Regions from separate parts of the Homo sapiens genome. Here regions 2 and 3 are each linked to region 1. A link is a loop called in an ENCODE intact Hi-C map of the cell type or tissue named here. Cell type or tissue: right lobe of liver. All regions are shown on one strand.

Region 1 (2,500 bases):
TTTGGGGCTTAATGGCACAGTTGCTCAACTCCCCCACTTTATTCCGTGATGTTCAGACCCAGCCAGCATTTCCCCATCAGGCTCTTGCACCATGATTGACAGGGACACTTTTACTAGTCCCCTTGAAGAATGAATAGTTACTCAATGGAGATTAACCAGATATATATTTATTTTACTCAGAATATCACGATAAGTATAATTCAGAGAATTATTGCCTTCTAATATACTGCCCTGTGTGGGGGCGTCTTTGAAAGTCCGCAAAGTCACTGCAATTCTAATAGGCCACTCATGTGACAAGACCTGCTCCCACATCGGTAATTTGGCACAGCTAGTATTTCTCCTTGCCAAAAAGGGCAAAGGCCTTGAGCAAGAAGCCAGCTTTTTCCTGATTACAAAACTGACCACAATTCCTCGCCAACCTAACAGCGTAAGTCTATTTTTTTCTGGTGGTGTGTTATTCTTCTCATAGAGAACTCCATTTTTTCATTATGACATAGCACTTATCGTTTAAACATCAATTGATGTTCAAACATCAGCTGGTGTAACATTGCTGCAGTTGCTATTGATGGATAAGCTGAAGTTTTTAAGAAAGCAAACCCGATGTATAAAATTGAAACCATATCAAACCCTTCTTCATTCTCTCAGCTATTTAATTTTACAGAATTTAGATAGCAGTCAGTATCATTTTGGGCTTCACAAATCAGTAGAGTAAGTACCTTAGGAATATAACATTTCAGTAGCATGCTGATACCAACGTTTAAACTATGGATACATATTTGAATTCCAAATTTTTCTTCAAATAATGTGATTAGAGATTCAACCAGGAATAGACACCGAAAGAAAACTTTGCCCAAATAAGCTTTCTGGTATTTCATAAGCAAGAGATTTAAGTTTTCCATTTAAGAAGCAATTGTGAATTTTACAACAATAAAAAATGCAAGTGGATATTGAACAGTCTCTGCTCTGATAATTCTAAATACAGTACAGTTCACGCCCCTCACAAGACACTGAACATGTGGGTCACCGGCGAGACAGTGTGGCAATATTTTCCCTGTAATGTACCAAGTCTTGCCAAAGCAGTGAACATTATGACACAACTTTTTGTCACAGCTGGCTCCTAATAGGACAGTGCCAGCCAATTCAAGCCCAGTCCTTTCTGTGTTTATTCCCATCTCTCCCAAATATTTGGAAACTGATGTCTTGACTCATGGGTGTATTCACAAATTCTGTTACTTCAAGTCTTTTTCTTTTAACGGATTGATCTTTTGCTAGATAGAGACAAAATATCAGTGTGAATTACAGCAAACCCCTATTCCATGCTGTTATGGGTGAAACTCTGGGAGATTCTCCTATTGACCCAGAAAGCGATTCCTTCACTGATACACTGTCTGCAAACATATCACAAGGTAAAGTTCCTTCCAGATACGGCTATTGGGGACGTGGGGGCATTTATGTAAGGGTAAAATTGCTCTTGTAGTTTGTCTTCCAGGTTGTGTTTGTTTTAATACTATCATGTGTACACTCCAGTATTTTAATGCTTAGCTCGTTGCTATCGCGTTCATTTAAAAACATGTTCAGAACCTTAAAAAAGGAAACCTAACCTAATCTATTTTATCTCTGTGCATGGCTCCCATTTCCTGAATTTTAAGCATTAAAGGTATAGTTATATCCAAAAACAATCCTGTTCATTTTTATTTCCTGAGTTTGCATAGATTTCCCAAGAATACATAAGGGCTTTTTAGACTTGAAGGGTCACTTTTTCCTCTTTTCATCTCATATGTTAGAGATCTCTCATAACTGTTTTTATCCCTCTTGCAGCACTTTTATTCCTCTTGAAGTACTCTCAGCTCTTTTCTGTTCTATTTTGAAATCTAGGTATTGTGTGTGCACTTCAGCTCTCCCAAAGAATTGTAAATTCCCAGAGTGTAGGACCAAGTGGTGCTCTTTATTAGATTTCTTAGGATACTTCCTAGCATAGTGCCTAATGCATTGCAGAATAGATTGTCGGAACCTTGAAAAATATCTGTTCCAAGCATCACATTTTATGCATAAAGAAAATGAGGTCCCTAAAACAGTAAATGCCTATTGCAAGTGACTACCTATTAACTTCTCTTCAGATGTGTCAGAATCAGATACCTCCTTTTCAATATTTCTTTCTTGGCCATTGCAAAATATAAGTTCTCCATTTCTATAGCTCCTTCTACTGGAGTTTCTTAGCACAGCCTTTTCTGTTTTGTATTGTCTCGTATTGATGTCTATATTTCTATTCATTTTATTTTTCTCTTCTCAGATTCTGTGTAAAAATAGATTGTTAGCTAGTGTGATTCATGTTTTATAATATAAGTGCTAAAGCATTAAAATTAAGTCACTTAATTGCTGAAATGGATGGCTTTACATTTTAACCTTTTAATTTTCCTGGAAGCCTGAAGTTTGAACATATTAGTCACCGTTTTTAAAATATAAAGCTTTTTAAAAATGAGTAAGAAAATGTTTCCTGAAG
Region 2 (2,500 bases), 59 kb after region 1:
ACACTACTGGTGTGCAACGTGCTCTTATCTGTGTTACTGGAGGACACCCTCAAGATACCTCACTCCAGTTGACTCCTTGGCTCTAAATCTTTGAGTTAAAAAATAAGGAGGTTCTTTATGGAATAAACAGGTATTAAGCTATTTAAAGGAGAGGGCTGCGAAATGCTTGATTATGGGCTTTTCAAGTTCAGAGGCCAAGCGTTTGTCATTTTCTTCCAGTAACTAGGACTGTGTCTTGCCCCTAATAGTTACTCAGACTATATTTGCTTAATTGAATTAAACACAGTTGCCTATGCCCTTTGAAATTCTGGACTTTCAACAGAGGGCCTCTAGCCCAATATTTGCTTACCAAACTGGACATCATTGATGATCTGGATTCAGGCAGGGTCTGGAAAAAGAGAGACTGGGCCAAATTAAAATAATCCATTCACTGATGACACAAAACTAAACTACAATTGTTTGGCACCCTCTCTTCTCCTTATCTTGCAAAATCAAATTAAGCACTAGTGGAAAGAAACAGTTCAGAGAGGAATATGGGAAAGGAAAAAAAAAAACCAAAATGTGATTTCCAACGAGACTAGAGATTTGTTCTTTATCTACATGGTCATGTTACTCATTTGATAGCATCTATCTCAGGGGTATTATGTTATCTCTTGGCCAGGACTCATGAAAGTTAAGATTTGCATTGATAGGAAAAGTTTTGCAGAAATATGGACTCTTGAGAGGGTGGGAGGTATATAAAAGTGGCTATGGCTGTGCAGCAGAGCAATTTGCATTTCTTATACACCCTGCTTGAGACTGATGTCATTAGTGTTGGTTAGGCCAAGGCTGGGGGAGGCTACTCAGAATAGTGGGTGACCAATTACCCAGAACCTTTGGAAAAGGAAATGACTTGATTGAAGAGGCCATTCTTTAAATGTATCTTACTGCTCAATTTCACCATTGCCTATTGTAGAATGCGCCCTGCCCGCTCAGCATTTGCCTCTAGGCAGACCAGGACTCCTTCCCCTCCCCAACTAATCTTCCTTCTCCTGTATCTTATTCCCTAGGGCCACTTGCACCTTTCAAAATGGATAAATTAAATTCCCCTGCTCCCCTTCTACCAACTTTAACATCATATCCTTGGTGTATGATGCCCTACTTTTCATTGTTTTGCCTAAATAAGAGTATGCTTGGGAATTTTAGGCTTAGGGCTGGGAAAAGATGGGATATGGAATCGTCAGCTATAGATTGCCGGACAAGAAATTTTAGGAGCAGTAGACCTTTCAACCGCCCTCAATAGGATGGAACTGACTGTCCCCACAACCTATTTCCCTTTCAGTGGCTTGCTCCAGCCAAGGCCCCTTATTTAAGAGATCTTTGTGCGCTCTGAAAACCATGCATATGCCAGAACTAGGTGCTCTGTTTCATGAAGGCAGTTTGATAACTGAATGGACTTTGGAAGTGCCCAGTGTTTGACTATTACCCTGGTGCGATGATCACACTGGGCGTATCATTGTCACATGATCCCATGTTTGTTGATGAAAATAAACAGTGGTTTTCAAAAACCATTTTCAGTGCCATGGTTTGTCATAAAACAATAAATAGAAAAGCGCTTGATGTACCTGCCAACTTTTCACCCCTATCTAAGAGATGGCGAAGCTCCGGCTGCACTCTGTCTGCAAATAAGGAATAAAACTTTTTATTTGTGCTATATTGGACTTTGGGTTCCAAAGCATCACATTGTTTATGGTAGGTACATGTGGAGTCACTGTATTTATAATTATAAGAGCAAACTGGTGCCATTGGAAAAAATGGTCTTTCTAAATAGTGTGTGAAATATGAAACTAGTGAAGAATAAAATCAATATGGAAATGTAAACTTCTATGAAAACATTTCCTTACCCATTTAAGTTTGTGCATTCTGAAATTTACAATGGCCATCAAACCCAGTGACTCAAAGCTATTGGAAAGATATCTGTCCTTTTAAATCCTACACTTACAGCTAAACAACGTATGGGTTCTTTTCCCTTTATCTCTGGAAAAGCCCGACTGAGCTGGAATTTGCTCCCCAAAGGAAAGACATCAGGCAGAATCCTCAGAGAAAGGGGCTTAGGGACCCCAGTAGAAATAAAATCAGGATAGTAGTGCCAATTCATTTCTGGGGCTGCTGGAGAAGTTAGGCTTCTGGGATCATTCATCCATGTATCAATATTAATAAAATAAATTCTTCTATTGCCAGGACTGTCAGGAATAGCTAAAGATGTAAAAGATCTAAACCAGTGTGTTCTTTCAGAGAATAAGTTAAAAATAATATTTTATAGAGTTAAAAAGAAAAGCACTTGGATTTTTTTTTTCCAATGGCTGGACTCAGTTGGCCAATACCCTTGTTTGCCTGCTGAGTAACTCTTTGGCTGGCAATTGATTTTTTTAAGAGCTGTGGTTATGTGCTAGTTCATTAGCATGTGAATAATTCTTCATATTAAGTTTTCATTTGTTTGTCGTAAATCTCTAAACCCTGC
Region 3 (2,500 bases), 55 kb after region 1:
TGTTCTGGGATTCAGCAGAGACAGAGTCTTGCTAGAGACATAAACAAATATGACAGTCTCTGCGCTCGAGGAGCATATAGTCTAGTGAAGCCGATCACCATAAAAACGCATGGCTGTGATACCACATCGTGAGTGTAAGAACAGAGCTATGTATGCATGGGGAACAGTGGACATGATGGCCAGGTACCCTTATTATGGGAAACATAGAACCCAAAGTGTGTTCCCAAAGGAACATGATTCAAAATAATATTTTGCTGAACATATTGGTAAGAAGGAAAGAAAACATATCTGAGTTGAAAAGTTACAGTTTATTTTTTCCCCAAACTAGTCCCCACTAACCCCTCTTACATTTTCCTTGTTGCTTTTCTTTCTTTCATTATCTTCTTTGACACTTCCTCACCCTACAGGCAGCCAGTTTGTCTTTCTGACAAACATCATTAAGTGGTAACTCTGGAGAGTCGGGAGATAACTATGGCTTCTCTCCGCTACATGTAAAAGTGCTCTCTGGACTAGTAAAATGTGATAAAGCACCATCCATATTTCTTTTTAACAGAGACAAACAAATCTTATAAACTCCCTGAGAACAAAGCCTATGTCTGTACAACTTTGAATTCTGCACAGTTTCGTATTTTAATTCGTGAAACGTGTTGATCCTTCTAGTGCCTGACCTTAGGTCAAGTGCTGGGGATACAAAGAAGGTGACCTTTGAATTGGGTCTTGAGGGATGAGTAGGAGTTGGTTCTCAATTATTTCACGTTTAAGTCGACATACTTCCCTCCCTTTGCTAAACTCGAATTCTTTCACTTTCTCAGCAGGAGTATGCATTAACTTTTAAAAATGAAAGTTAACGGTTTAATTTTTACTGATGGTCTGTGCTACTTTTGTGAAATAAAAACATGAGCAAAGTGGTAGACAGAAACCAGGACTCAAGAGCAGTGGAGGAGGAGGGCTTCTACTGTGTGGGAACGAGGGCTGGGAGAGCACAGTGTGTGTTCAGAGCAGTAGTAATCCAATGATTCATCCTGTCATTCCTCTTCCTCTATAGCCATCAGGTTTGGGCGGATGCCACAGGCCGAGAAGGAGAAGCTGTTGGCGGAGATCTCCAGTGATATCGACCAGCTGAATCCAGAGTCCGCTGACCTCCGGGCCCTGGCAAAACATTTGTATGACTCATACATAAAGTCCTTCCCGCTGACCAAAGCAAAGGCGAGGGCGATCTTGACAGGAAAGACAACAGACAAATCAGTTAGTTCTCTTCTGCTGTCTTCATTGGGGGAGGCGGGAAGTTGTTTTGGGTTTTTGTTTCTTTGAGTAAATGGTTTACTGCGCTACAAATGCACACACAGAATATTGTTCAACTGTTGGCTGTTAACATATTGCAGGCTGAGTCTGAAACGCAGGAAGTGTTTTCAGATAGCACAAGTCAACATTATTTTGAAAAGGGAGAAAAGTCCATAAAGTTTTTGAGAATAGTGTAACAATGTATTGGTCATCCTAACTTTAATGAATGAACTTAAGCCCCCTGAGCCTATCACCCTCTTTTAGGATCCATCTCCTTTCTCGGCATCAAAATAACTGGCCACAGCAATATTCATTCAAGCAGCCTTGCTTTCCTCTGGGAAGAACCCGACCTAGGTTTAGAAAAGGTATTGAATCCCACTATTTCACCTTTCAGGAGAACTACCAGAGTTACCTCTTTTTTTTTTTTTTTTTTTTTTTTTGAGATGTCGTCTCACTTTGTCGCCCAGGCTGGAGTGCAGTGGCACAATCTCGGCTCACCGCAACCTCCGCCTCCCAGGTTAAAGCGATTATCATGCCTCAGCATCCCGAGTAGCTGGGATTACAGGTGTGCACGACCATGCCTGGCTAATCTTTGTATTTTTAGTAGAGACGGGGTTTCACCTTGTTGATCAGGCTGGTCTAGAGTTACCTCTTAAGAAGTTCAACATGAGGCATAAAAATAGATTCTAGATATTATGTTACCTTTCTTTCCTTGTAGCATTCTTGATTATTCCGGGGCAACTAGAAGCTCTATCCTTTTATTACATATGTGAATTTTATCTTCTGCAAGGCTCTGAGCTGCCTGGACTACTTCAGTGGACTCTCCAACATCTGTTCACTCATTGAGCAGCACTGTTTAGAAAACCCAGAATGGGTTGTAATTGTTACTGAGTTAGGTTTTCCAAGCAGCAGAGCTCTTCTCTGACTGGAAACTGAGAAAACAACATGGAATTATAGAATAAAATTGTACCTGAATTCTAGTCCCAATTCTGCCATCAGCTTGGATGACCTGGATCATGTCTCTGTACCTCAGTTTGTTGTTGTTGTTGTTGTTGTTGTTTTGAGACAGAGTCTTGCTCTGTTGCCAGGCTGGAATGCAGTGGCGTGATCTCGGCTCACTGCAACCTCCACCTCCCTGGTTCAAGCAATTCTCCTGCGTCAGCCTCCCGAGTAGCTGGGATTGCAGGCGCATGCCACCATGCCCAGCTAATTTTTTTGT

What was found. A loop is a pair of places that touch in the nucleus more often than their neighbours do. Peaks named below come from ENCODE experiments on the same cell type or tissue, not always from the same donor. Only the 100,000 strongest peaks of a DNase experiment are listed, where the experiment ranks them.
Region 2: it touches region 1 in a loop (2.4-fold over the local background); 2 of 110 quality-filtered maps call a loop at or near these places.
Region 3: it touches region 1 in a loop (10-fold over the local background); 4 of 110 quality-filtered maps call a loop at or near these places.

The regions. Positions count from the first base shown.
Region 1 is chr3:12,350,269-12,352,768 of GRCh38, forward strand. All of the region lies in intron 2 of PPARG (peroxisome proliferator activated receptor gamma), which reads left to right. Among named protein-coding and RNA genes, the nearest start is that of PPARG, 62 kb to the left of the region's middle. In right lobe of liver, no CTCF peak of the experiment used is centred here; DNase peaks (open chromatin) are centred at 73, 323 and 1,063; H3K4me3 peaks cover 1,118 bases; H3K27ac peaks cover 1,576 bases.
Region 2 is chr3:12,408,876-12,411,375 of GRCh38, forward strand. All of the region lies in intron 6 of PPARG (peroxisome proliferator activated receptor gamma), which reads left to right. Among named protein-coding and RNA genes, the nearest start is that of TSEN2, 74 kb to the right of the region's middle. In right lobe of liver, no CTCF peak of the experiment used is centred here; a DNase peak (open chromatin) is centred at 1,466; H3K4me3 peaks cover 439 bases; H3K27ac peaks cover 1,302 bases.
Region 3 is chr3:12,404,837-12,407,336 of GRCh38, forward strand. It overlaps PPARG (peroxisome proliferator activated receptor gamma), which reads left to right. Exons shown (of 8, transcript NM_138711.6): 6 at 1,046-1,245. Among named protein-coding and RNA genes, the nearest start is that of TSEN2, 78 kb to the right of the region's middle. RefSeq lists enhancers at 667-1,866, 763-1,342. In right lobe of liver, no CTCF peak of the experiment used is centred here; a DNase peak (open chromatin) is centred at 1,115; H3K4me3 peaks cover 602 bases; H3K27ac peaks cover 2,133 bases.